Linked DNA regions of Homo sapiens: region 1 is linked to region 2. Evidence: chromatin loops called from intact Hi-C (ENCODE). Cell type or tissue: IMR-90. All regions are shown on one strand. Each heading gives the region's core, and the rest is flanking DNA. Links, peaks and the distances in the headings are about the cores only. Region 1 overlaps AHNAK (AHNAK nucleoprotein). Region 2 has its middle 16 kb from the start of SCGB1A1.

Region 1 (16,928 bases), core at 5,420-10,419, 79 kb before region 2:
AGGGTGATGTCCCCAGCGTGGGACTGGAAGGACCAGATGTAGATCTGCAAGGTCCAGAAGCAAAAATTAAGTTCCCCAAGTTTTCCATGCCCAAGATCGGCATCCCAGGTGTGAAAATGGAGGGTGGGGGAGCCGAGGTCCATGCCCAGCTACCCTCTCTTGAAGGAGACTTGAGAGGACCAGATGTTAAGCTCGAAGGGCCCGATGTTTCTCTAAAGGGGCCAGGAGTAGACTTGCCTTCAGTGAACCTCTCTATGCCAAAAGTCTCTGGGCCTGACCTTGATCTGAACTTGAAAGGACCAAGTTTGAAGGGAGACCTGGATGCATCTGTTCCCAGCATGAAGGTGCATGCTCCAGGGCTCAACCTCAGTGGTGTCGGTGGCAAAATGCAGGTGGGAGGAGACGGTGTGAAAGTGCCAGGGATCGATGCCACAACAAAGCTTAACGTTGGGGCACCAGATGTGACACTGAGGGGACCAAGCCTGCAGGGAGATCTGGCTGTCTCTGGTGACATCAAATGCCCTAAAGTATCCGTAGGAGCTCCTGATCTAAGCTTGGAGGCATCCGAAGGCAGCATTAAACTTCCCAAAATGAAGCTGCCCCAATTTGGCATCTCTACTCCGGGGTCCGACTTGCACGTCAATGCCAAGGGGCCACAGGTTTCTGGCGAACTGAAGGGGCCAGGTGTGGATGTGAACCTGAAAGGGCCTCGGATTTCAGCACCGAATGTGGACTTTAACTTGGAAGGACCAAAAGTGAAAGGGAGCCTTGGGGCCACTGGTGAGATCAAAGGCCCCACTGTCGGAGGAGGTCTTCCAGGCATTGGTGTTCAAGGCCTAGAAGGAAACCTCCAGATGCCTGGAATTAAGTCCTCTGGATGTGATGTGAACCTGCCAGGCGTGAATGTGAAACTCCCAACTGGGCAGATTTCTGGGCCTGAAATCAAAGGTGGTCTGAAAGGTTCAGAAGTAGGTTTCCATGGGGCTGCTCCTGATATCAGTGTGAAGGGGCCTGCCTTTAATATGGCATCTCCTGAGTCAGATTTTGGCATCAACTTGAAGGGCCCAAAAATCAAAGGAGGTGCGGATGTTTCAGGGGGTGTCAGTGCCCCAGACATCAGCCTTGGTGAAGGGCATTTGAGTGTTAAAGGTTCCGGGGGTGAGTGGAAGGGACCCCAAGTCTCCTCTGCTCTCAACTTGGACACATCTAAGTTTGCTGGGGGCCTTCATTTCTCAGGACCAAAGGTGGAAGGAGGTGTGAAAGGAGGTCAGATTGGACTCCAGGCTCCTGGGCTGAGTGTGTCTGGGCCTCAAGGTCACTTGGAAAGTGGATCTGGAAAAGTAACATTCCCTAAAATGAAGATCCCCAAATTTACCTTCTCTGGCCGTGAGCTGGTTGGCAGAGAAATGGGGGTGGATGTTCACTTCCCTAAAGCAGAGGCCAGCATCCAAGCTGGTGCTGGAGACGGCGAGTGGGAAGAGTCTGAAGTCAAACTGAAAAAGTCCAAGATCAAAATGCCCAAGTTTAATTTTTCCAAACCTAAAGGGAAAGGTGGTGTCACTGGCTCACCAGAAGCATCAATTTCTGGGTCCAAAGGTGACCTGAAAAGTTCAAAGGCCAGCCTGGGCTCTCTGGAAGGAGAGGCAGAGGCCGAAGCCTCTTCACCGAAAGGCAAATTCTCCTTATTTAAAAGTAAGAAGCCACGGCACCGCTCAAATTCATTCAGTGATGAAAGAGAGTTCTCTGGACCTTCCACCCCGACGGGGACGCTGGAGTTTGAAGGTGGGGAAGTGTCTCTGGAAGGTGGGAAAGTTAAAGGGAAACACGGGAAGCTGAAATTCGGTACCTTTGGTGGATTGGGGTCAAAGAGCAAAGGTCATTATGAGGTGACTGGGAGCGATGATGAGACAGGCAAGTTACAGGGGAGTGGGGTGTCCCTGGCCTCTAAGAAGTCCCGACTGTCCTCCTCTTCTAGCAATGACAGTGGGAATAAGGTTGGCATCCAGCTTCCCGAGGTGGAGCTGTCAGTTTCCACAAAGAAAGAGTAGCAGGCCTTTGTATGTGTGTACATATATATATATATAACAAAACATCAGCCTTGGGTGGTGTGTTCCTATATAAACTCCAAAGGGAAACACACCGACTGCCTCAGCAATCATGCAAAGACCTTGCCTGGCCCGGTGGCAAGCGCTGAAAAACCGACCGCCTGTAGGCTCCTGGAACTATACAGATAGGTAAAGAGTTCCAAGTTCGTCCAGCCCATGTGCAAAGTCAACAGTATTTGCCTTAAGATTTCATATATATATATTTTTTTGCATTGACTGCTGAGAGCTCCTGTTTACTAAGCAAGCTTTTGTGTTTATTATCCTCATTTTTACTGAACATTGTTAGTTTTGGGGTAATGGAAACCCACTTTTTCATTGTAATGACTTTGGGGGCTTTTGTTAGTAAGGGTGGGTGGGGTGATGGGTTGCAGACGGAGGTCAGGTCTTCCTCTTTCCTGAGACTGGATCTGTTCAAACAGCAAACGCCCACAGATGGCCCAGAGGTGGTGGTAGTCAGGGTGTGTGGGTGTTTTTAGGGTTCTTTAGTGTTGTTTCTTTCACCCAGGGGTGGTGGTCCCAGCCAGTTTGGTGCTGACGGTGAGAGGAAATTAGAATCTGTTTGCAAATTGTCCAACCCACCCCCTCAACATGAGGGGCTTCCATTTTCTGTGTTTTGTAAGGGAACTGTTTCCTTCATGCCGCCATGTTCCTGATATTAGTTCTGATTTCTTTTTAACAAATGTTATCATGATTAAGAAAATTTCCAGCACTTTAATGGCCAATTAACTGAGAATGTAAGAAAATTGATGCTGTACAAGGCAAATAAAGCTGTTTATTAACCTTGATGTCTTGTGCCTTTGCATTCTGTGTTGCGGGGGCGTGAAACCTGGGGAAGCTGCACAGCCAGCTGTGAGTGTTCAGACCGGATCCATCTGGTGGCATTGCTAGTTTCATCAGTGACTTTAAGACAGTGACCTTCGGGAGGTAGTGGGAGAAAATCTTTGCTTCTTGATTCTCATGGTGAGGCTGGTTGTGCCATTGCTGAGAAATCAAGAAGAGGCTTGGCCTCGGGACCCACTCACCTACTTTGCATCCTCACATATGAATATACAATTCAGAATTGGTTCTAAATGGGTTACAGATGTGAACAGTTAAAAGGCCTCCTGGAATTACCGAAAGGGCTCTGCTTGTGAATCACCGCTCTGCCATTTATTCCTGACATGGCTGCAGGTTTGCTGAGTAACCGCTGTTGCCCAGGCTGGAGTGCAGTGGCACAATCTTGGCTCACTGCAACCTCCTCCTCCTGGGTTCAAGCGATTTTCCTGCCTCAGCCTCCCGAGTAGCTGGGATTACAGGCCCTTGCCTCTACGCCTGGCTAATTTTTATATTTAGTAGAGACGAAGTTTCACCATGTTGGCCAGGCTGGTCTCAAACTCCTGACCTCCAGTGATCCACCCGCCTTGGCCTCCCAAAGTACTGGGATTACAGGCATGAGCCACTGCGCCCGGCCAGGGTGCTGATCTTGTGTAAGTTATCTCTGTGGTTCTTTCTAGTCCATTTTAGGGCTAAACATTATGGAAAAGTCTTCTGACCAAAGTCCCCTTTTGATTTCCAGCTCTGTTGACAGTATGTGGGGGTGGGGGAGGAGTGGTTCTAGTCACTGGCTCCTAATGTTGGTCATTGCTGGGCAGAGGGTGATGCTTTCTTATACTTGGACCAAGCTTGTCCCCCTCGCCATTCCTTAGAGATGCCCCATTTCTGCCAGTGGAGGCAGCTCTGCACCTCTCTGGATCCCCCCAGAACAGAGATAAAATAGCTCCCACCCCATCCTTCCCTGTTTAGTACCAGCTTGTCAGTGGGATCTCATGCCTTCCCTAGCTTCATCTGTCCTCACCGTGGCCAGCAGAGCCAGTGTTCTGGGGGTTTTGGAGCTCAAGGGTGGCCCATGGATTTGGAAAGAGATAGGTTGGGAGGGAGGCCCTTGATACCCGGCTGCGTTTTAGATGACCGACCTACAGCTTCTTTCGTGAGTTGGACAGGATGCTTAACCTGCTTGAGGCTCAGTTTCATCACCCTTAAAATTGGGATAGCAGCATTCATAGGGCCAGAGTTCGTCCAGGTATTGGGGTTATGCATTGCATGATGGCACCACACTGAAGTGTGCAGCATCCATGTGACAGCCAGATACATACTTATGGAGAGCACAAGAGTTGGCATGAAATCCTAGAGAGACAGGCATGAGCCCATCTTCTACAGAAACCCCCTGCTGCACTGGGCTACACGCACACTCCAGCCGTGAGCATGCTCAGGTTCAATGATGCACACAACTGCACACATCACCGTCTGTCCTAACTGGGCCTGGGGCTGTCCCCGGGGTGCTGCTTTCACTCAACCAACCACAGCTCAAAACCCATCTCCTGTTCCTTCCTCAACTCTGAAGCCAAGAGTGTGGGGCAGGTCAGAGTGTGCATGCCGCTTGAGATAAGTAGCCCTGGTGTCTGGAGGGTGGGGTAAGTGGGTGACGGTGGGGTGAGTGTGCGACAGTGGGGTGCACTTGTGTACACAGCTAGGGAGGAATGCCCATTAGGATGCTGGAAAGTCCTCTGAGGAGAACTACCCAGGCTGTCCAATAATATATCAATTAAATTTTTTTTTAACTTTAGGAAGAAGTGATGAAGGCTAGTGGTGGCCCCCAGTGTCCATTCAATAAATGTTTTCTGAGTCCCACGTGGCTAGATGTGTCCCAGTCCCACTGATCTCAGATTCCTCTTCTGAGGATCTCCACAGAGTGAATGATGTGATGGGTGTGAAAAACTGGAATGCCTTGAGCCCTGGCAATAAACCCGTGGAAATCATGCATGTACCAGGGATGGCGAGGCCAGTGATCTCATTGGGTGGGACAGTCAGTGGGTGGTGGGTAGGATGGAGAAGGGACAAGGCAACTAGCTGTACAAACTTGAGAGTCTTCTAGCCACCTTCTTCTCAATGTCAGGTCTGGGCTGGAGGCAGTGGCCACAGAACATGAACGCTGCTTCCCGCAGTGATGGTTACCACAGCAGCGACGGCATGGGAGGAGACACGGGCTTATGTGGTGTGTGGAGGGCGCACCCCAGCTCCCTCGCCCTGCCCATGCACCTTACCCCTGCCCTCCCTCAGTTCCTGATGGGGTGGTCCAAGTTATCCCCTAAAGTCTTTTTTTTTTTTTATTTTTGAGACAGAGTCTCGCTCTTGTTGCCCAGGCTGGAGTGCAATGGTGTGAATTTGGCTCACTGCAAACTCCGCCTCCCGGGTTCAAGAGATTCTTCTGCCTCAGCCTCCTGAGTAGCTGGGATTAAAGGCGCCTGCCACCATACCTGGCTAATTTTTGTATTTTTAGTAGAGATGGGGTTTTGCCATGTTGGCCATGCTGGTCTCGAACTCCTGACCTCGTGATCTGCCTACCTTGGTCTCCCAAAGTGTTGGGATTACAGGCGTGAGCCATGGCGCCCGGCCTATCCCCTAAAGTCTTGCAGGAACCAGCCTTGCAAGGTCTGACACTCTAAGGTCCTGGTTCCTGCACTCGAGGGTGAGAGCAGCGTCAGGAGACTGGGAAGGGGCTGGACTCTGTGATGTTCTTTCCCAGAGTTCAGCAAGGAGCAATTGCAAGGACTGCAGTCTCAAGGTCAGCCTCGCTTTAGGCAGTGTGACTGTGTGTGGACAGTGGTGTAGTTAAGGGGGCATCTGGGAAAACAGAATTATTTTGAATTACACCATGGGCTCACAAATGGCAGGGAATAGTGAACAGTTCCTCCTTTCCTTCCTTCCTCCCTCCCTCCCTTCCTTCCTTCCTCCCTTGCCTTCTTCCTTCCCTTCCTCCCTCCCTCCCTCCCTCCCTCCCTTCCTTCCTTCTTCCTAACAGGATCTTGCTCTGTCACCCAGGCTGGAGTGCAGTGGCACGTTCTCAGCTCATTGCAACCTCCACCTCTCAAGCTCAACCACCACACCGGGCTAATTTTTGTATTTTTTGTAGAGACGGGGTTTCACCATGTTGCCCAGGCTAGTCTCAAACTCCTGAGCTCAATCAATCACTCCCTCCTTGGCCTCCCAAAGTGCTGGGATTACAAGCATGAGCCACCGCGCTTAGCCCAGGGAATAATTTTCATAAACTCACACTCATTTCTCTATCTGTCAGGTTCCCTCTCGCAAACTTAGTTCCATTTGAAGATAGTTCAATCAGAGAGACCTAATAAAGAGACAGTTTATGGAGTAGTGGGCAGGGGCAAAGGAGGCCACAAGGGGTGGTGAGACCCCCAGGGGCAGTAGGAAGCTGGTACTATCCCTGGCCCTGAAGGATATGAGGAAGAAGTGGTGTTCCTGAAGTCCAGCGTGCACTGGAGGTAGAGGAGGAATCCTCAGTGGGGACTATAGCCATAGAGGACCAGCATCTGCCAGAACTGCCTGCCGTGTGAAGCAGGGAGGAACACCCTGACCCCTCTCTCCACTGGAGGGCACGGGAGCCCAGGTGTTGCAGCTGATCCACCTCCTGGGGCACAGAGTCGGGCAGAGAAGCAGGAGCAGGGGTCTGAAGGTGGAGGGAACAGATAGAGAATAACCAGGACAAGGCCAGGTGCAGTGGCTCACGCCTGTAATCCTAACACGTTGGGAGGCCGAGGCAGGTGGATTGCCTGGGCTCGGGAGTTTGAGACCAGCCTGGGCAACATGGTGAAATCCCATCTCTACTAAAATACAAAATTAGCTGGGCGTGGTGGTGCGCACCTGTAATCCCAGTTACTTGGGAGGCTGAGGCAGGAGAATTGCTTGAACCCGGGAGGTGGAGGTTGCAGTGAACCAAGATTGTGCCACGGCACTCCAGCCTGGGTGACAGAGCAAGACTCCATCTCAGAAAAGAAACAAACTAGCCCGGTGTGGCACTCGCCTGTAGTCCCAGCTACTCAGGAGGCTGAGGCAGGAGAATCACTTAAGCCTGCATTCCAGCCTGGCAGACAAAGCAAGACTCTGTCTCTCGTTTTTTCTGTTTGATAAGTTTGAATTTTTATACATCGAGGTTTCTTAAACTAGAATTTAAGGTATGATCATAAAGTAATGCTACAGTTTTTTCTTAAAGAAGCACACATATGTCCCAATGGCAATTCTGCTTTCAGTGGTCACCTCGGGAAGCTCTACACTTACTTCTGTAAAAAATCTACTGCTGGGCCGGACGCGGTGGCTCATGCCTATAATCCCAGCACTTTGGGAGGTCGAGGTGGGTGGATCACTTGAGGTCAGGAGTTTGAGACCAGCCTGGCCAACATGGCGATACCCCGTCTCTACTAAAAAATATATAAAAATTAGCTGGACGTGGTGGCACATGCCTGTAATTCCAGCTACTCTGGTGGCTGAGGCAGGAGAATCATTTGAACCTGGGAGACAGAGGCTGCAGTGAGCTGAGATCATGCTACTGCAGTCCAGCCTGGGGGACAGAGCGAGACTCGTCTCAAAACAAACAAACAAGCAAAAAAAAAAAAACAAAAAACAAGCCTGGTTAATTAGGTGGGTGGGTTGTTTGGGGTCAAAAGCAAGGCGTGATTATGTGTGTGACTAACTTTCCTGTGTGGTTGGGAAGTTGTCTCAAATGTTTTGAGCAAAGGCTGCACTGTTGAAATATTGCTATGTCTCCAGCACCCCAAAGCAAAAGTGCATCACCCATGAGGACTTTGCATGTTGCTTATATACATGTCCTGCTTCAGAGTGCCACCTTAGCTCTTTGGTATTTTGCATTAGCTGTGACATTAAAAAACATTATGTGGGAGATGCAGCTAATTGTGTACCTGAAATTTCTTTTTTTTTAAAGTGTATTTATTTTGAATGCAAATCTACCGAGAAGTTGCAAGAATAATACAATGAATATTCATATAGCTTTCAGTTGGATTCACCAATTGCTAACATTTACTTTGTTTGCTTTAATCTCTCTCTGTCTCTCTACATATACATATATATATATATGGTTTTTTTGTTTGTTTGTTTGGGACAGAATCTCATTCTGTTGCCCAGGCTGGAGTGAAGTGGCATACTCTTGGCTCACCACAACCTCCACCTCCTGGGCTCAAGCAATTCTCCTGTCTCAGCCTCCCAAGTAGCTGGGATTACAGGTTTGTGCCATCATGCCTGCCTAATTTTTGTATTTTTAGTAGAGACAGGGTTTCACCATGTTAGCCAGGCTGGACTCGAACTCCTGACCTCAGGTAATCCACCTGCCTTGGCCTCCCAAAGTGCTGGGATTACAGGCATGAGCCACCGCACCTGGCTCATATAGGTGTTATCATTACTTTTGCTGAATCATTTGAGAGTAAATTACAGACATCATGATCCTTTACCCATAAATACTTCAGCATGTATGGGCATTCTTTTATATAACTCCAATAGAGGGCGGGCGCAGTGGCTCACGCCTGTAATTCCAGCACTTTGGGAGGCTGAGGCGGGTGGATCTTGAGGTCAGGAAGTTCCAGACCAGCCTGGCCAACATAGTGAAACCCCATCTCTACTAAAAATACAAAAAATTAGCCGGGTGTGGTGGCAGCTACTCAGGAGGCTGAGGCAGGAGAATCTCTTGAACCCGGGGGAGGTGGAGGTTGCAGTGAGCTGAGACTGTGCCATTGCACTCCAGCCTGGGCGACAGAGTGAGACTCCGTCTCAAACAAACAAACAAACAAACAAACAAACAAAACTCCAATACAATAATTAAATTCAGGAAACAAAACATTGACATATTATCTAATATGTAGTATATCTTTAAATTTCACCAGTTGCCCCAGTAACTGTCTTTACAGTAATGTCTTTTTTTGTTTGTTTTGAGTCAGAGTCTTGCTCTGTCTGCCAGGTTGGAGTGTAGTGGTGCGATCTTAGCTCACTGCAACCTCCACCTCCTAGGTTCAGGCGATTCTCCTGTCTTAGCCTCCTGAGTGGCTGGGATTACTAGCGCCCGCCACCACACCTGGCTAATTTTTGTATTTTTTAGTAGAGACGGGGTTTCGCCATGTTGGCCAGGCTGGTCTTGAGCTCCTGGCCTCAAGGGACCTGCCTGCCTCAGCCTCCCAAAGTGCTGGGATTTGCGACCATGCCCGGCGACAATGTCTTTTTTTCCTCTTTGGGGTTCAATTGTTGATGACCTCACATGATGTTTAGTTGTCTTGGTCTCTTTCTTTCTTTCTTTTTTTTTTGAGACGGAGTTTCACTCTTGTCACCCAGGCTGGAGTGCAATGGTGTGATCTCGACTCACTGCAACCTCTGCCTCCCGAGTTCAAGTGATTCTCCTGCCTCAGCCTCCTGAATAGCTGGGATTACAGGCACCTGCCACCACACCCAGCTAATTTTTTGTATTTTTAGTAGAGACAGGGCTGGTCTCGAACTCCTGACCTCAAGTGATCCACCCACCTTGGCCTCCCAAAGTGCTGGAATTACAGGCGTGAGCCACCGTGCCCGGCTGTTTATTTCTTTAATCTGTAATAGTTTCTCAGTTTTTTTTTTGTCATGCATGGCACTGATATTTTTGAAGTGTGTGGGACCAGTTTTCTAGAAATGTCCCTCAATCTGGGTTTGTCTGATGATATTTCCTCATGATTGGGTTCAGGTTATACATTTTGGGGCAGGAATTCCACAGAAGTGATATTGGGTCCTTTTTGGTGCCTCGTGTCAGGAGGCACATGATGGGTATGTTAATTTCAATTCCTTGGTTAAGTAGGAGATTGCTAAGTTTCTCCATTGTAACGTTGCCATGACTCCTCATTGGAATTAACAAGGAAACCCAAGTTTTCAAGATAAAAGTCCAAGTTTGGGCAAGTTTATCTCACAAGCACACTTTAAGGGGTTGGTGGCATGCTTAGCCTTGGCGTGATCTCGGGCTGGGAGTTTTGAAAGTGGAGTTCTGGCTTTGAGCTTTGCAGCACAGAGCAGCTCTCTGTCTTTCCTCACGAGGACAAAGAATTCCATGCATGAATGCCTGCCACGGGCCGGGAATGCCATGTGCTGTTTACCAGCCTCTGAATTGCCCCGTGGCGTCAGGCAGCCGCTGGTGCTTCCTAAGGCTGAAGGCGCCCAGCAGAGGCGCTGCCATGGGCCACAGCAAATGTGTAGGGAACATTCTGCTGAGGAGGGCAGTTTCATTTCCCTTTAAATGCCTCTGTTATTTTCCACCACACGCTTGAGGCTTGGCCCTAATGGAAAAACTTCCCAGTAGTGGGGCCAAGGATGGGAAAGGGTTACGAATGAAAAGGCCTTCTCTTTGGACAGGGCGTTCTAGTCCACAGAGTGCTTTATCTCTTGAGATCTCACACTGCGTTCTCAGCTCCGCCCAGGCAAGCAGGCAGCTCTGGCATTTGCTGACCCTATCTTACAAACCAGAAAGGTGAGGCTCGGAAAAGCGAAGCGATTGGTCTCAACTCATAGAGTTGGGAAGAGGTGACTTGGCCAAAATCGATCCAAGCTTTCTGATTAAAAAAAGAATTTTTTTTTTCTTCCCTGTGATGTCACTGCCGTTTCCCTGAAGAAGCTGGGAATTTCTTTTCTGGGGGAATTTTAGGAAATAGAGGATGCCTCTTGAAATTTGCAGGGACTTGAACTCGGACTTTTTAACATTGTCGAAAGTAGTTATTAAAGTTATTATGGCCCAGCACAATAGCTCACTCCTGTAATCCCAATGCTTTGGGAGGCCGAGGCAGGAGGATCACTTGAGGCCAGGAATTCAAGGCTGCAGTGAGCTGTGATTGTGCCATTGCACTCCAGTCAGAATGACAGAGCGAGACCCAGTCTCAAAAAACAAATTAAAAAACCCCCATTATTATGTGCAAAGCCCCTTTCTTCAATGAGCCTACCATCCAGTAGGGGAATAATAATAATATCAGTTATCAGTTCTGCTATTTCCTAGCTGCGTGACCTTGGGCAAGTTATCAAACCTCATTGTGCCTCAGTTTTTTGTTTTTTGTTTTTTATTTTTTTGAGACGGAGTCTCTGTCGCCCAGTCTGGAGTGCAGTGGTGCCATCTCAGCTTACTGCAACCTCTGCCTCCTGGATTCTCCTGCCTCGGCTTCCTGAGTAGCTGGGACTACAGGCGTGCCCACCACGCCCAGCTAATTTTTGTATTTTTAGTAGAGACGGGGTTTTGCCATGTTGGTCAGGCTGGTCTCAAACTCCTGACCTCAAGTGATCTGCCCGCCTTGGCCTCCCAAAGTGCTGGGATTACAGGTGTGAGCCCGCATCCCCAGCCCTGTTTTTTAAATCTATAAAACAGGGATGATATGGTTCTTCTCTCACAGCTTTGTTGGGAGGATGATTTAAATTAACATAATGTGGTCAGCATATAGTAAATACTGTGTTAGCTATTCTTATATACTCTTAGTTTGTGTGAGGCATTGTGTATGTATTTTACATGCTTTCTCTCTTTTCATTTCCACAACAACCACATGAGGTGGGTATTATTTTTTTCATTTAACAGACAAAGAAACTGAGGCTCAGAGAAGTTAAGCAGGATGTCCAAGGTCACACAGCTAGCAAACAGCAGAGTCAGGATTCACACGGGGGTCTGTGCTGACTGAAAAGCCCATGCTTTTAATAGCATTCTGCTTGCTCTGGTACCAGGAAGACTGTTAATAACAGTGTATAACTATTTCAAGGTTTGGAGAGGAGTGGGGGGAGGGAATTCCAGGCAGAAGGACCGGGGAATAAAAGTGTGGAAGTGGAGATGTGTGCGTGGGAGGTTTAGCAGGGTCAGGCCAGGGAGCAAGAGAAGGGGGACGAACTCAGAATGAAACCTGAAAGCCAGGCAGCTTGGCTGGTTTCAGGTCCAGCCATGAAAGGAAAAAACTGGGACATACACCCATTTGCCCATTTTGGGGAGGAGGGAGTAGGGTTTAGGGTTCAGGCTCAGCCTCCTGGCTGCTGTCAGTCCCTCCCGAGGCTCTCCTGCCCCGGGCCACCCTGGGTCCTTCCTCTCCTGAGTCTTCACTCTTCCACTATAATAATAAACAAGGGAGAAACTATGATCAAATCATCTGAATTGTAACGAGCCCCACCCACTGGTCCCAGACCACCCGGCCCACACAGCCTGGAAGGCCCCCAGCCCTGGCTAAGCCCATGGCGTCCTGCTGCCCTGCAGCTAGGAAAATGCAGGCCAGGCACAACCCTCTGGCCAGCTGGGGCCCTGAGGGGCTGAGCCTCCTGTCTGGGGGGAGAACCTGAAAATGCAAGGGGGCTGCAGGGAGGAATTTTGGGTGGAACAAAGTTGCTCCTGCCCCTGACAGTTTCCCCTGTATCTCCTCACCTGCCGGCCCTGCTTGGCTGCAGGGCGAGGCTGATTTTAGCCCGAAGTGAGAACCTGCCAACAATCTGTGGTGTGAGTAGAAGGATCTCAGTCTTCCTGGCCTCCTGGGTGGGATGCAGCAGCTCCCCCGACCCCACAAACCCCGACACCCTTCCAAGGGGAAGGAACTCGGGCGTCCTCAAGCTCAGACCACTGGCTCTTTTTTTTTTAATATTTATTTATTTACTTATTATTATTTATTTATTTTTAGACAGGGTCTCGCTCTGTTGCCCAGGCTGGAGTGCTGTGGCGTGATCATGGCTCACCACAGCCTGGACATCCTGGGCTCAAGCCATCCTCCCACCTCAGCCTACCGAGTAGCTGGAACTACCGGCGTGCGCCACCATGCCCAGCTTGTTAACCATCCCCCCACCCCCGCCTTTTTTTTTTTTTTTTTTTTTTTGGTAGAGACAGGGGGTCTTGCTATTTTGCCCAGGCTGGGCTCCAGCGATCCTCCTGCCTTGGCCTGCGGAAGTGCCGGGATTACAGACATGAGCCACCGCACCCGGCCCGGACCGCTTGCTCTTCATTCCGGAGATTATGGGGAGCTGGAGAAGAAGAAAGCAAGCAGAAAACTAAGGGGGGAAACGAGAGAAAGAGCCCGGGATGGGCAGAGGCTGACAGTGTGGCCAGGGGTCCTGCTGGGGGCGGGTGGAGAGTAGGGGGAGGTGTGTCGGGGGAGGCAGCAGGGGAGGAGCAAAGCCCTAGGTCGAGGGGGAGGGAAGGGCGGCGGCTTGCAATGAGCGGCAGGGAGCGTTGAAGGGCGTGGAGCGGGAAGGAAAGAAAAAGAGGGAGAGGACTCACAGGGAGAAAGGACAGTGCCAAAGGGTGACTTCGAGGGGACTTTAGCCCCGCTCCCTGTCTCCATAAATCCCTCCTGGCACTCCAAACAAACCTACAATCGAAGTAAAGCAGCGCGCTTTCAATAGCGAGGCAAGGTCCCTTGCTCCAACCAGAAACGGGATGATACCTGGTGAACCCCCATCCAGCAAGCCCGGGGCCCTCAGAATCAAGGGCATGAGACCCTGGTCTCTAGAGAGCATCTGTGGCCACACCCCATTGGCCGAACTGTCAATCGCCAGGCCATATTTGGGCCTCATGACCCGTTGCTAGGCAGATTTTTATCCCCTGGGGTTGCTGTGAGCCATGTGCCCGCAGACTGGGTTGGAGGCGTGGGACACAGAGGGGAGCAAAGACGGGGCGAGCAAGTGGGAAAGAAGACCCTGGGGGGCTGTCGGGAAGCTGCTGAGACCAGGTATACACCTCCCAAGGGGTGGCCACGGGACCTCACCCCTTACCCTAGTGGGTCCCCAATGCCCAAACACTGGCCTTTCATTGCGCGCTTTCCCCTTTATCCAGACTTCCTTCAAATGACAGCTTTGTACCCTGAGAAACTAAGGTCCTGGAGAGTGTCAGCGTCATATATGTTATTGCTTTTGAAACTTTACATTTAAAAAGAGAGCTTTTAGACCCTGAGGGATGGGTCTCTCACGTGGTTATTTCAGGCCCATCAGCAGGCCAGCTTAGGGCATTTTGAAACGGCAGAGCCTTTTAGCCCATCCTCACAAACAGCGTGGTACCGCCTTGCTTTCTCCTCTGGGAGCTCCTGACATCCTCTGGATGCTGGGCTGCAGGGGGCAGGGTAGGGGGTGGGGCAGGGGCGCTTGACCCCTATGTGGAGGAGTTTTGGCCTTAAGGTTCCCCAGCCCCAGCCAGGTGAAAGGGGAGGCTTTTGACAACCTTGGGTCTTTCCAGCCAGTGTTTACCTAGGTGTGTGGTCTCCTCAAGGGCGCGTGGCTGCCAACCACGCCTCTGTCCTCTGTCTTCGGTGGCCAGGCGGTGGGGAGGGCTGGAATGTGAGCAGGCAGGCAAGAATAACGCCAGGGCATTTTCTATTTGTAAGATTGCAAGTTCGGCTCACAACTTGAATTTCAAGTGGGCCCTTCAGCCAGATAGGGAAGTCAGATGAGAGAGTGGAGGCAGCCAGTGCGGATTGTCTAAATTCCTAGAAAAATTCCTAGAAAATAAATTCTAGGAATTTAGCTGCAGGAGGGAGGAGCCCCAGGTGGGATAAGCTCTGGGTAAATTTGCTGGGGGGCCTGGCAGGGATGCTAGGCTTTTTGTCCTTCACGCTATTTAAACATCATGTTTTTCCAAAAATTGCGTGTCTCTTGAATCATATCTAAGACTCTCTTTCTTTCTCTCTCTCTCTTTCTTTCTTTCTTTTTCTTTCTCTCTCTCTCTCTTTCTGTTTTTGAGATAGAGTCTTGTTCTGTTGCCTAGGTTGGAGTGCAGTGGTGTGATCTTGGCTCACTGCAACCTCCACCTCCTGAGTTCAAGCAATTCTCCTGCCTCAACCTCCCTAGTAGCTGGGATTACAGGTGCGCACCACCATGCCTGGCTAATTTTTGTATTTTTAGTAGAGATGGGGTTTCACCATGTTGGCCAGGCTGGTCTGGAACTCCTGACCTCAGGTGATCCACCCGCCTCGGCCTCCCAAAGTGCAGGCATTACAGGCATAAGCCACCACGCCCGGCCTGGAGGCAGGGACTTTAAAAGAAGTTATTTTTTAAACTGAGCTGCTGCCCTCTTATGAAGGAAAACCACTCCCTCTAAGTACTGATTTTGGTGACTGCTCTTAGTTTGAAGTAATTATTGTGTCTAAAAATGGAAAATCACATGTTACTGTTTATCAAAAGGAAATAAACACCTTGGATTAATCGGGTTCTTGCCACTGGATGGTGAGTCCAGACCTTGCCGGCAACCCAGGTAAAAAGGCCACTCTGCATGTTCTGCAAACACTCACTTTTTTTTTCTTTTTCTTTTTTTTTTTTGAGATGGAGTCTTGCTTTGTTGTCCAGGCTGGAGTGCAATGACACGGTCTTGGCTCACTGCAACCTCTGCCTCCTGGGTTCAGGTGATTCTCCTGCCTCAGCCTCTTGAATAGCTGAGATTACAGGCGCCCGCCACCATGCCCGGCTAATTTTTCTTTTAGTAGAGACAGGGTTTCACCATGTTGGCCAGGCTGGTCTCGAACTCCTTACCCAGGATCCCCCCGCCTTGGCCTCCCAAAGTGCTGGGATTACAGGCGTGAGCCACCGTGCCCAGCCCACTTTCGTTGTTTTACAGTTTCCGAAGGGGAAGTGGTCAGATCCTGTGTGTCCGCTGAGGCTTACTTGCCATGCCTGGTTATGTAATCGTGGACAACCTTTGATTGGGCTTTGCTGGTGGCAGAAATAAGGACAGGAAAAAACATGGGAGTCAGGGCGTGTCCCCCACTCACTCTACTCTGACATGGATTGGACTGTTGATTGTTTTGTATTTATGAGCATTTGCTGAACTCTCACGGAATATGGAGAATTAAAAGTTGGACAGAAATGCTTCAGTAAGCCAGCGTGAACTGTACATAGGTTCACACAGGGAAAAAAAGGTCTTGGAGGTGGCTCCGAACACTACATGTCTCAGCCTTTTCATACTCCAGCCAATGCCCAGGGAGCACTTGGTGGTCTCTGCTTTTGACTTAGCTACTGTCAGCCTCTGCAGTCTCAAGCCGGCCTCTGCAGCCACACTCAGCTCTTCCCAGTACTCTTTTAACATACTCTTCTCTTTCCAGCACCTGGCTTTCATGCAGGCTTTTCTTCCTCATCCTTTGGGTTTCAGCTCAGAGGTCATTTCCTCCTGGAAGCCTTCCTGGATACTCCCCATCTTCCCCAGCTATCTCACGCATTCATGTTGCTCTGTACTTTTTTGTTCTTAGCACTATTCATATTAAAATATTAGTGGCCAATGGCTTGTCTGTCTGCCTCTTGCTCCGGACTGTCAGCTCTGTGAGTGAGAAGTAGTATGCTTGTCCATCATTATGTCTCCAGCACACGGCCAGGCACATGGCACGTGGCAGAAACTTGATAAGCCATCTTATCACTAACCGATCACTTCATACACTTCCCCTCAGCGACTGGTGCTCCAATTTTCCTTCTGTCAATTACTGTTTAGTTTCTTGATCTCTCAGGTTTTAGCCTGTACTTAGGGTAAAAACAAACAAAAGTTAAAGAACAAAACAAAATAAACATTCTCTAATAAACGGTTGCTGAAGTTTTGCACTTTGGCTGCTTTCCTTGAGCTGCTGAGTGTGAATTCAGCTAAATTCTGTGCCCTGTTGGCTGGCAAACTTCTCAAATTGACACCATTCCAGCCCCCAGGACTGCCCTGCTGGGGTGGGAAAGGAGGCAGAGGAAAAGCTTGGAGACTCTGAAGTCGAGGACCTGAAGCCCAAGAAAGGTGGGGTGGCAAGAACGGCAAAAAGGGTGTTGCTTGGGGCAGGAAGTTGAGGAAGAGGGAGTGAAGGAGTGCTCGGGTGTGGAAGAGGAGAAGACACCCCAAATCTGCCCAGTTTGGTCCGAAATGGGTGGCTGGCATCTGAAACGTCTCTCACTGCTTAAGTCTAGGAAGTGTGGCTTTTGATTATTCTTTTGTTCTCCTTCCCTTCCTTCCTAGAGAATTTTTTGACCTGGAAAGCCTGGCTGGGATGTGGAGGGTTGTGTTTCCCACCTGCA
Region 2 (12,836 bases), core at 6,716-11,715:
GGTTGCAGTGAGCTGAGATGATGCCACTGCACTCCAGCCTGGGCAACAGAGTGAAACTCTTGTCTCAAAAAAAAAAAAAATTATACAGACGGGTATCTCTATGTTGTCCAGGCTAGTCTTGAACTCCTGAGCTCAAGAGATCCACCTGTCTTCGCCTCACAAAGTGCTGGGATTACAGGCATGAGCCACTGTGCCCAGCCACCCTATAGTATTTATAAAGTGTTTAGAAATAGTGTCTGGCACATAGTAAGCACTTAGCAGATGTGAACCCCCACTATAACTTGGGAGATTTTGGCTGAGGGCCCTCAACTGTCCTGGGGATCTGCCTTTGTGGAGACGGGGCTGGGATGGACGCTGCCAGGCTCCCTCTGGCTCTCTGCAGATCTCTGTTGTTCCCTGACTTCTCCATTTGGTCAGGTGTGGCCAGGCAGCATAAGCATCATTTCCCCCCTGATTATAGGGTTAAACTAAGAAGTGATCATGACAGGCGTCATCATGAAATATCCCCACTGCAATCGGTGGCCATCTCTGTCCACTAGAGGCTCAGAAACGGGCTCCCAGGGATGGACACTGGCGTGCACTCCTGGGGGCTTGTGGGATCTGTGTCTGCCGTTCCCTCTGGCCAGCCACGGGTTGTTTCTGGAATGGGGCTCGTGGCTGGGAGGGAGGAAGGAGCTGTGGGAAGCAATCCCAGGTTCCTTGGTGGGATTGGAAACTCTGCCTCAAGCCCTGGAATTTTGACTTCCTGTTTGGCCTGGCACTTGTTCCCTAACATTTTCGGCTCTGACACATCCTCTCCCTCCCCCTCTCAGTGTCGTTTCCTCATCGTAAAATGAGGGGGTTGCACTAGATCATATCTAAGGCCCCTGTGAGCTTGAGAAAGCCACGATTCTACCTCCCGGCCACCCCCTCACTTTTCCCTCAGGGCCCTTGATTGGCAGTGAGTGGAGAGGTGGGAAGAAGGAGAGAAATCGCAATAGCTGTGCATCAGGCCACACGCAGGATGGCCCCGTGGCAAGGAACTGTCCAGTCCAAAATGTGAATAGTGCCAAGGTGGAGAAACCCTGTTTTAGGGAAGGAAAGACAGAAGAGAGGAGAGACTTAAAAGACAAATGCGGCCGGGCACAGTGGCTCACGCCTACAATCCTAGCACTGTGGGAGGCGGAGGCGGGCGGATCACTGGAGGTCAGGAGATCGAGACCAGCCTGGCTAACATGGCAAAACCTCATCTCCACTAAAAATACAAGAATTAGTCAGGTGTGGTGGTGGGTGCCTATAGTCCCACCTACTCGGGAGGCTGAGGCAGGAAAATCACTTGAACCCGGGAGGCGGAGGTTGCAGTGAGCTGAGATCGCGCCACTACACTCCAGCCTGGATGCTAGTGTGAGACTCCATCTCAAAAAAAAAAAAAAAAAAAATCACACAAAAATCCAAAACAAACCAAAAAGAAAGACAGATGCACACATGCACTACAAATAATAAATGGTTAGACAAATGATAATGAAAAGGAACATTTAGGGATAAACAAAATGCATAGGAAAAGGGTTTATGAAGGAGATTGGACAAAGTTGCCAGGATAGGAAGGATGTGTTTGCAAAGTGGCCATAGCTGGGCTGGGTCGAGTTTAAGGTGCTAGCCCTAGAGTACTAACCAGCATTCACTTTACAGATGAGAAAAATAGGGAAACTGCCCAGGCGCGGTGGCTCACGCCTGTAATCCCAGCACTTTGGGAGGCCGAGGTGGGCGGATCACAAGGTCAGGAGTTCGAGACCATCCTGACTAAAACAGCGAAACCCCGTGTCTACTAAAAATACAAAAAAAATTAGCTAGGCGTGGTGGCGGGCGCTTGTAATCCCAGCTACTCGGGAGGCTGAGGCAGGAGAATGGCATGAACCCGGGTGGTCAGAGCTTGCAGTGAGCGGAGATCACGCCATTGCACTCCAGCCTGGGTGACAGAGCGAGACTCCATCTCAAAAAAAAAAAAAAAAAAAAAATAGGGAAACTGAGAGGGATGGGTGTCCATCCCTCTCCTTCCTGGTTCACTTTGGAAGATGCCACCTCTGTTAAGGGCCGCTCCTGTGGGATTTCAGCAATGCAGCCAGGTCAGCAGTGGTACCTGTTGATGCTACACAGCAACCTTAGGATGGCAGGCTGCATAGTCCAAAGGCCCAGGAAGTCATTATCATATGAGCATTCTCATGTGAGCCGGTCATGATTAGTTTTTCTATGAGACCTTTGCTCCTCATTGAAATAACAACAAATCAGTTGTCTCCACGCCAGAGGAAGATACCACATAAAGCAAGACTAAAAGGAGCAGAGAACAGAGAAGGTCTTCCTGGCCTTAGGGATGGGCAAACATTTCTAAAACAGAATGCAAACAGCACTAACCACAGAAGAAAAATCGATGAATTGGACTTTATCAAAATTAAATCCTCTCTTCATCCAAGGGCACCATTAAAAAAATGAAAAGGCAAGCCTCAGACCTGGAGAAGATATATATCTGCAATACATATGTCTGATAAAGTATTCGTTTCTAAAATATTTGAAGTACTGCAGATCAATAAGAAAACTAAAAATGACCCAATTAAAAAAATGAGAAAAAGAGGCCAGGTGCGATGGCTCATGCCTGTAATCTCAGCACTGTGGGAGGCCGAGGCAGGTGGATCACCTGTCAGGAGTTCGAGACCAGCCTGATAAACACGGTGAAACCCTGTCTCTACTAAAAATACAAAAATTAGCTGGACGTGGTGGCAGGCACCTGTAATCCCAGCTACTCGGGAGTCCGAGGCAGGAGAATTGCTTGAACCCGGGAGGCAGAGTTGCAGTGAGCCGAGATCACACCACTGCACTCCAGCCTGGGAGACAGAACAAAACTCAGTCTCAGGAAAAAAAAAAAAAAAAAGAGAGAAAGAAAAAGACTTGACCAGGCACTAACAAAAGAGGATACCCAGATGGCCAAATACACTGTGAAAAGGTGCTCAACATCATTATTCATCAGAAAATGCAAATGCGCTGGGAAATTAGCTGAGCCTGGTGGCACAAGCCTGTAGTCCCAGTTATTTGGGAGACTGAGGTGGGAGGATCATTTGAGCCTAGGAGTTTGAGGCTGCAGTGAGCTATGATCATGCCACTGCACTCTGGCCTTGGTGACAGAATGCAAAAGAAAAAAAAAGAACAACATAGACACACAAAACTCCCACAAAAAGATACTACTACACACCCACCATAATAGCTAAAATGAAAAGACTGACAATACCAAGTGTTGCTGAGAATATGGAACAACTAGAACTATTGCATATTGCTGTGGGGAGTGTGGAAGAGGTACAGCCACTGGGAACATTGTTTGGCAGATTATATTAAAGCTATAGATATGCCTGCTGTACAACCCAGAAATTCTACTCCTAAGTATTTGGGTAAGGGATTTGGGCTGGGCGTGGTGGTTCACACCTGTAATCCCAGCACTTTGGGAGGCCAAGGTGGGTGGATAACCTGAGGTCAGGAGTTCGAGACCAGCCTTGCCAATATGGTGAAACCCCGTCTCTACTAAAAATACAAAAAAAATTAGCTGAGTGTGGCAGATGAGTGCCTGTAATCCTAGGTACTCAGGAGGCTGAGGCAGGAGAATCACTTGAACCCAGGAGGCAGATGTTGCAGTGGCTGAGATTGCACCATTGCACTCCAGCCTGGCAGACAGAGTGAGACTCCGTCTCAAAACAAAACAAAACAAAGCTGAGGGGTTTGAGTGCCTATGCTGACAATAATGTATGTACAAAAATGTTCAAAGAAGTTTCTCCAAACCTGAAACACCCCAAATTCCCATCAACAGAAGATTGGAGAAATAAATTGGTGATCTATTCATATAAGAGTACTATGCAATGATGAAAAGATTATATGCTCTGATTCCATTAATATATGGTTCAGAAAGAGGCAAAGCTGATCTATAATGAGTCAAATCATGATTCTGTCTGGTGGGGATATGGATTGGGAGGGTGCATGAGGGAACGTTTTGGGGTGCTGGAAATATTCCTTATGTGGCCTGGAGTGGTGGTTATAGAAATGCCTATTTATGAAAATGATTATCAAGCTGTCCATTGTGTGCTTTATGTACTCTGATGAATGTATGTTATACTTCTTTTTTTTTTTTTGAGACAGAGTCTTGCTCAGTCACCCAGGCTGGAGTGCAGTGGCGCGATCTTGGCTCACTGCAAGCTCCGCCTCCTGGGTTCACGCCATTCTCCTGCCTCAGTTTCCCGAGTAGCTGGGACTACAGGCGCCCGCCACCATGCCCGGCTAATTTTTTTTTGTATTTTTGGTAGAGACTGGGTTTCACCGTGTTAGCCAGGATGGTCTCGATCTCCTGACCTCGTGATCCACCCACCTTGGCCTCCCAAAGTGCTGGGATTACAGGCGTGAGCCACTGCGCCCGGCCTATACTTTTTTTTTTTTTTTAATGAAAAGAAATGCAGATTTTCATGTCCAAGAGAAGTAATAACAATAATAATTTATGGAGCACCCAATATGTGCCTGGTTGCTTTATAGAGATTATTTGCCTTAATCTATCCAAACCACCTGTCAAAATGATATTCTTTTCTTGTTAGAGAGGAGGAAACTGAAGCTTAGAGAGGGACAATAGCTTGTCTGAGTATCACAGCTGGTAAGTGTGGGAGTTAGACTTGAATGCCATATTCTGCACTGTTGCCACTTGGCTTGGGATGTTGAGAGTGAATCTTGGTACAGCATCAAAGCTCTCTGTGTTGCCTGCTACTCCCCCGGAGCATCAGATGTTGCAGACACCATTCTTTAAAGAGAACTTCATTGTGTGAACCCCAAGTTCCCCCACCTTCTTCAAAACAAAAACATGAATTGGGAAGCCCAGCCCCTTTATGAACCCTTTCCATGAATTTGTTCCAATCAGGAAAAGAGCCTGCAACTTCCTCCCCACCCTGTTCATCCTAACTGTTCTGTGTTGTGAATTCGCTGAGAATGAAAGGGGATGGGCTAGAGCTGTCAATACTGTGAGCCAGGCTTGAACTCCAGCTCTGCTCCTTTTAAACAGTGAGGCTCTTGGGTAGTTATTTAACTTCTCAAAGCCTTTGTTTCCTGGTCTGTGAAAAGTGACAGTGGTACTTCCCTTCTAGTCTCACTGTGAGAGTTAAATGCGGTCATATGTAAGAAGTGCTCAGCTCAGCGACAGGTTCATAGCAAGTGTGCAATAAAAGGTAGTGTAGAAATGTCAAAACTGGCTGGGTGCGGCCAGCCTGCAATCCCAGCACTTTGGGAGGTCAAGGCAGGAGGATTGCTTGAGTCCAGGAGTTCAAGGCCAGCCTGAGCAATATAGTAAGACCCCATCTCTTAAAAAGATAAATAAATAGGCCGGGTGCGGTGGCTCAAGCCTGTAATCCCAGCACTTTGGGAGGCCGAGGTGGGCGGATCACGAGGTCAGGAGATCGAGACCATCCTGTCTAACACGGTGAAACCCCGTCTGTACTAAAAATACAAAAAAATTAGCCGGGCGAGGTGACGGGCGCCTGTAGTCCCCAGCTACTCGGGAGGCTGAGGCAGGAGAATGGCGGGAACCCCGGGGGGCGGAGCCTGCAGTGAGCCAAGATCGCGCCACTGCATTCCAGCCTGGGCAACAGCGAGACTCCGTCTCAAAAAGAAAAAAAAAAGATAAATAAATAAATAAAGCTTTCACTTTCCTGGTGCCTAATTCCTTCCAAGCCTCTTAAAGAGGCTTAGCACCTTTGCCCTCTAAATAATTCAACACACATTTGGAAGAAAGAAGTTATGTGAATGGTTTCTTCACAAAGTGTAACATATAGTGAATAAATGGGGCAGAATTGCAGGACTTCAGCAAGGAAAGGGGGGCATTTTGAACTAGAGTGGTCAGATGGTGGTATTATTTGGCTGAGTCTTCAAAAATGGGTAGGATTTAGTCACAGAGAGAAGACCAGGAAGGTCATTCTCAATTAGGGGGAGGGCAGGAGGTAGTTTTTAGGAGCCAAGGTAAAGTTTGGGAAGGGTGAGCAGGTGATTTTGGTTGGTGCTTGAAACTTGTGTAGGGACTAGTAGAAGATAAAGTAGGAAAGGAGGCCTGGTTCCAGATGAGGTCCCATTAAGAAAGCTGGCTTTTTTTTTTTTTTTTTTTTTTGAGACAGGGTCTTGCCATGTTGTCCAGGCTGAAGTGCAGTGACAGGATCTTGGATCACTGTGCAACCTCTGCCTCCCGGATTCAAGTGATTCTTCTGCCTTAGTTTCCTGAGTAGCTGGGATTACAGTGTGTGCCACCACACCCGGCTAATTTTTGTATTTCTTTTTAGTAGAGGCAGGGTTTCACCATGTTGGTCAGCCTGGTCTTGAACTCCTGACCTTAGGAGGTCCGCCTGCCTCGGCCTCCCAAAGTGCTGGGATTACAGGCGTGAGCCACTGCGCCTGGCCCGAAAGCTGGATTTGTTTCTGTTGGAAAAGGAGTTGCTGAACTTTCTTGAGCGCAGGAGGTGTAAGATGAAGCCTGGGGCATGCAGGCCCACGTGGGAGGTGAGAGAGACCAGGCCAGGAGGCCCATGAGAGGACAACCTGCGCATTCATGGGAGTCCGATGGGGATGAGTTGGGTGTGACTCGGGGAGGAGGCACTGGGCTGGGACAGAAGATGTAGTAGTTAGGCTCTGGGAGACGACAGGGAGGGAAGGTGAAGGGCCATGAAGTCTCAAAGCCAGTTGCTTGGGTTCATGAAGCAGAAAGGGTTCATGAAGAGGAAAGGGAAGAGAGAAAGTCAGTTTGGAGATGATAATGAAAGGGATTTCTTAATGGCTGAGGCTGGAGGTGGCAGCTGTTTTCACGGTTCCTACCTTCCTCTGTTATTTGAATGTTCTTGGGAACACACTGTCCTCTTCTGGTCTCGGGCTTGTATGGGGGGCACCAAAAGGACAGACTCGGGCTTTATGCAAGCTTCCTTTCCACCCTTGCCGCACAGAAACCACACAGAGGGAGGCGTGGCAAGACCAAAAGAGACCCAACAGCAGGATCCTTTCCAAATCTATCCCTTCCAGAGGCAAGCATTTGTTTGGATGCCCTAGCAAGGAGTGGGGGGACCTTCTTTCAGTTGGTGCAAAGTTAACGAACCATCTTCTGATTTTATGGAGAGATGCAAATAGTGTGTTGAATATAAATCTCTTTGTTGTTGTTTTACAGGACTGTAGAAGCGGCCAGGAAGAAAACCACCCCCTCTTAAGGTTGTTTTTGTGACCGTTCTTTGGAGCATTGTTCTAAAAATGGGAAATTACATATTGCTGTGCCAAGGGCAACAAACACCTGCAGTTAAAGGAATACCTTCCGCGAGGCGGCTTTTCGGAGCATGCATGTTTATAGCTCCAGCCAGGCCAGACCGAGGGCTGCTGCATAAGCCCTGCTTGGTGCATTTCTTTACTTGCAAGGGGACAGAGTGTGGGCTTAGGTTTGGGACTAGAGGGGGCTTTGGCAACTATGGTGCTCAGGTGATTATCCTTCGCTCGTTTATCCAATAAACATTTATCAAGCATCTGTTCTTGTGTCAACCTTTGTGGTTTTCTCTGTTCCCTTCCCTGGCGTTGTGAGAATCCCTGGGAGAGTTGGCCACAGGCAGCAGCTTGCTGTCACTATTTTTTTTTTTTTTTCAGTTTTCAGAGTCAGCACATGACTGCTGCCTCCACATGACCGAGAACCCCCGCGCGTTCTCTCCTTTCTCTCTTTTCTTTCTCCCTCTTACACCCCTTGCTCCCCCTCCCCTTTCTCTTTCCTCTTTATTTATCTAAAAAAGGAGAAATGTAATCTTTTTTTTTTTGAGACAGTGTCTCACTCTGTCACCCAGTCTGGAGAGTGCAGTAGTATGATCTCAGTTCACTATAACCTCCACCTCCTGAGTTCAAGTGATTCTCGTGCCTCGGCCTCAGTAGCTGGGATTACAGGCCTGCCACCACGCCTGGCTAATTTTTGTATTTTTTTTTTTTTTTTTTTTTTTTAGTACAGACGGGATTTCACCACATTGGCCAGGCTGGTCTCAAACTCCTGACCTCAAGTGATCCACCTGCCTCGGCCTCCCAAAGTGCAGGGATTACAGGGATGAGCCACCATGCCCGGCCAATACATGTATTTTTTAACATGCCAATCGATACGTTTCTTCAGGCACACGCCTTTTCAAAGTTTCCTGTCACTGGGGGTCAGTCTGAAATTCTTATTCTATGGTAGCAGACGTTAAAGGATAACTTTCGATTATCTGGTTAATATTTAACTTTTATCAACATTGATATTGCAAAATAATCAGGTCTTGAAATTTATCAAGCATGAAATGAATACCATTCAGATGGATTTGTGGTTTAAGAGGAATCCAGTTTCATAAACGAGTCTCATCTTTTTTTTTTCTTTTTTTTTTGAGACAGAGTTTTGCTCTTGTTGCCCAGGCTGGAGTGCAATGGCGTGATCTCGGCTCCCTGCAACATCTGCCTCCTGGGTTCAAGCGATTCTTCTGCCTCAGCCTCCCAAGTAGCTGGGATTACAGACACCCGCCACCACGCCCAGCTAATTTTTGTATTTTTAGTGGAGATGGGGTTTCTCCATGTTGGTCAGGTGGGTCTCAAACTCCTGACCTCAGGTGATCCACCTGCCTCAGTCTCCCAAAGTGCTGGGATTACAGGGGTGAGCCACCGTGCCTGGCCAACTAATCTCATCTTTACCTAGAAACAGAAAAGCAGGGAACAACGGAATACGATGAACTTCAAACTTTTTTTGCATTTTGGTTAGAACTTCCTGCCCACAGAACATATGAATTCCTCAAATGGGTCAGCCACAGAGTAATGGGAGGTCTTTTTGGGGGTTTAGGGTCATGTCTCAGGGGCCACTTGGTTATTGATATGGTCCTCCTGGAAGCAGAGAGATGGAATAAAAAGGTCGGGAGGCCAAGGCGGGCAGATCATGAGGTCAAGAGATCGAGACCATCCTGGCCAATATGGTGAAACCCTGTCTCTACTAAAAATACAAAAATTAGCTGGGCATGGTGGCATGCATGCGCCTGTAGTCCCTGCTACTTGGGAGGCTGAGGCAGGAGAATCACTTGAACCGGGAGGTGGAGATTGCAGTGAGCCAGGATGGCACCTCTGCACTCCAGCATGGCAACAAAGTGAGACTCCGTCTCAAAAAAAAAAAAAAAAAGGTCTCGAGTCCTGTAATATACTTAATTTACTGTCTTGGCTTCCACCTTGGTTTCAATTTTTCCACTAGAGGGTCAAAAGTAGAATCCTGCTGCTCTGATCAAGTACTTGACGCAGATGTACATTCGAATGATTTATTTTCCTTTTGCTTTCTTGGGTTTTCTAATTTTTCTACAATGAGTGGCAAGATAACTAAAATGTGAATCATGCCTTCATAGGACTCACATTCTAGAGAAGGCAACAGTTAGAAGCAAACATGCTATAGTAAGATAAATACATGATTTATCCCACTGTAAATACATGCCCCAGATTAGGGGCGTGGAAGCTCAGCAGCAGAAAGAGCCCCTGAACCTCAGGGCACAAAGTGCTGGGTAGGGAGAACAGGGAGAAAGAGCCCACAGACTAAGTCGTGAAAGAATCTGAAGGGGGCCAGACTTAGCAAATGAAATACAGTATGCCCGTTAAGTGTGCATTTTAGATAAATAATGAAACAATTTTTAGTATAAGCATGTCCCAAGTGAGTCATGAAGGATGGAGTTTGGTTCTTCCAGGGACTTTGGGAAGGGAAAGCATTTCAGTTAGCGGGAACTGTTTCTGCAAAAGTGTGGAAGTGTGAATGGCATGGATTTGTTGCCTGTTTCAAATGTGAACGTCTGTGCCTCGACATGAATCGACAAGCCTTACTCAGAGGGCAGTTTTATTTCCGAGCATCATCCACTGCTGCACCCTCAAAGTGAAGGGTAGGTGGGAAGCAGCAGGATTTGAGGCCACAGTGGGAAGCAGGGCCACCATCTCCAGGAGCCTTTGATGATGGGTGAGGGGTTTGGACTTTATCCAACAGGGGACCAGGAAGAGGGAAGGATTTTAAGCAAAAGCATGAACTTCCTGTTTGATTTTTGGCAATCATGGGAAGGAAGTAAGACTAAAATCTTAGAGACTATTTAGGAGGCAGATTAACGGCCCCTCAAGGATCTCCACGTCCTAATCCCCAGACCCTGTGCATGTGTTAGGTTACCTGGCAAGAGAGAATTAGGGTTGCACATGGATGAAGGTTTCTCATCAGCTGACCGTGAGAGGGGAGGTTGTTTTGGAGTATCTGATGGGCCCAGTGTAATCACAGAGATCCTTATGAATGGAAGTGGGAGGCAGAAGAGGAGATCAGTGTCGGAGAGAGAATTGCAGAGGCTGCCCTGCTGACTTTGAAGATGGGGAAGGGGCCATGAGCCAAGTAATGCGGGTGGCCTTTAGAAAATGGAAAAAACAAGGAGACAGATTCTCCCCTGGAGACTCCAGAAAGAATGCAGCCTGCCAACACCTTGGTTTTTAGCCCAGTGAAATGCATTTCAGACATCTGGCCTCCAGAACGAGAAGATCATAAATTTGTGTGTTTTTAAGTTATTAAGTCTGTGGTAAGTTGTTACAGCAGCCATAGAAACTAATGTAGAGGCTGTTTGCAATGATCCAGGTCACAGATGGTGAAGGCTTGGAATTGGCAATAGGGTCAAGAGAAGGGGATAAGGGCTGGGCACGGTGGCTCACGCCTGTAATCCCAACACTTTGGGAGGCAGAGGCTGGCAGATCATTTGAGTCCAGGAGTTTGAGACCAGCCTGGCCAACATGGCGAAAACCCGTATCTATGAAAAAAAATACAAAAATTAGCTGGGCATGGTGGTGTGCGCCTGTCATCCCAGCTACTCAGGAGGCTGAGGGAGGAGGATTGCTTGAGCCTGGGAGGCGGAGGTTGCAGTGAGCAGTGATTGCAACCTTGCACTCCAGCCTGGGTGACAGAGTGAGACCCTATCTCAAAAATAAATAAATAAAAAAAAATAAAGGGATCAATTCCATGTAAGTTGAGATGGACTCAGAGACCGACTGGACGCCTAAGGTCAGGAGGTCAGGAGATCCCCCAGCCCAGCAACCCTTTCTCCTCTCCTGATGCCCCAAGGCCTGCTCCTCCTTCCACAGCTCCCAGGGAGCCTCTGATCAAGTCTCTATCCTGTCCCAGGGCTGATTAGTACCTACTTTTGTGACAGGGGCCTAACAGGGAATTCTTTTTCATTTTTATTTTTGAGATGGAGTCTCATTCTGTCACCCAGGCTGGAGTGCAGTGGTGTGATCTCGGCTTACTGCAACCTCGGCTCACTACAACTTCCGCCTCTGCAACCTCTGCCACTGCAACTTCTGCCTCCTGGGTTCAAGTGATTCTCTTGCCTCAGCTGTAGCGGGGACTACAGGCATGCGCCATCATGCCCGGGTAATTTTTGTATTACTAGTAGAGATGGGGTTTTGCCATGTTGGCCAGGCTGGTCTCGAACTCCTGACCTCAGGTGATCCGCCTGCCTCAGCCTCCCACAGTGGCTTGAGCCACTGCACCCAGCCCTAAGAGGGAACTCTAAAGGAAGCTCTGTAGGTATCTGCCTCGTGGTTACACACACAGGGTGGCTGTGAAACCGCCTTTGCAAAAATTACAACTGAGGAAATTATGACAGTGAAAGAGATCAGACCTAACCGACTCCATCTTCCTTCTAACCTTTAAGCTGTCCTTGTTCATTCCTGGGCATAGGCCTGAACTAACTTTGGGAAGGAATTCAGTTCATGTTTTGACTCTGAAACAAAATTGATAATAGCCATTTCCCTAAAAAAAACCCCATTCTTGCCTGTGGACCAGTCTGCCTTTGCAAGACTAACAAATTAGCTACAAGATTAGAAATTTAGTTTAGCGGTCATGCAGCCTCTGGCTCCAAGAGTCTGAGCCTCCCCAGATTGCTCCTGCAGATAACATCACTATTGTAAAACCTAAGATCAGTGCTTGAGATAGTTTGCAGACCCTGCATTCGATGGATCAGCTGACACAACCCAGACTGGTAATCTGGCTCAACCATTTCTGCCATCCTCCCCAGGAACAGAAGACAGCAAGAAAACCACACTTCCACCCCCTAGGATTCCATCTCCAGCCTGACCAATCAGCACTCCCTGCTTCCCAAGCCCTTACCCGCCAAATTATCTTTAAAAACCCCGATCCCCGAATGCTCAGGGAGACTGTTTGGAGTAATAATAAAACCCAGTCTCCCACACACCAGCTCTGTGTGAATTACTCCTTCTCCACTGCAATTCCCCTGTCTTGATAAATTGGCTCCGTCCAGGCAGCGAGCAAGGTGAACCCACCGGGCAGTTACAGCTATGGGCATATAACTGCAGGTATTTTCAGAGTTAACTAGACTCTTGTGATTAGCTGGGAATCCATTCACTTGATGGGGTAACAAATCTGAGTTCCAAACCCCCGGTTTATCAATTCCCAAGCTGGCAATCAATTCCCATGCTAGCTTAGCTAAATGTATTTTCAGATTTTTTTTTTTTTGGGGACAGAGTTTTGCTCTTGTTGCCCAGGCTGGAGTGCAATGGTGCGATCTTGGCTCACTGCAACTTCTGCCTCCCAGGTTCAAGCGATTCTCCTGCCTCAGCCTCCCGAGTAGCTGGGATTTCAGGCACCCACCGCCATGCCTGGCTAATTTTGTATTTTTAGTAGAGACAGGGTTTCTCCATGTTGGTCAGGCTGGTCTCGAACTCCCGACCTCAGGTGATCCGCCTGCTTCGGCCTCCCAAAGTGCTGAGATTATAGGCGTGAGCCACCGTGCCCAGTCTATTTTCAGATT

Evidence for each region. Hi-C counts contacts between places; a loop is a spot of excess contacts. Peaks named below come from ENCODE experiments on the same cell type or tissue, not always from the same donor. Only the 100,000 strongest peaks of a DNase experiment are listed, where the experiment ranks them.
Region 1: it touches region 2 in a loop (4-fold over the local background); 18 of 110 quality-filtered maps call a loop at or near these places.

The regions. Positions count from the first base shown.
Region 1 is chr11:62,501,864-62,518,791 of GRCh38, reverse strand. AHNAK (AHNAK nucleoprotein) reads left to right here. Exons shown (of 5, transcript NM_001620.3): 5 at 1-2,890. The coding sequence ends at 2,048. Among named protein-coding and RNA genes, the nearest start is that of AHNAK, 36 kb to the left of the region's middle. RefSeq lists a silencer at 9,941-10,235 and an enhancer at 12,382-13,129. In IMR-90, for the core only: a CTCF peak has its summit at 10,127; no DNase peak of the experiment used is centred there; H3K27ac peaks cover 194 bases.
Region 2 is chr11:62,428,248-62,441,083 of GRCh38, reverse strand. It overlaps a transcript of AHNAK not described here. Among named protein-coding and RNA genes, the nearest start is that of SCGB1A1, 16 kb to the right of the region's middle. RefSeq lists enhancers at 6,010-6,509, 6,510-7,011. In IMR-90, for the core only: no CTCF peak of the experiment used is centred there; a DNase peak (open chromatin) is centred at 9,333; H3K27ac peaks cover 2,476 bases.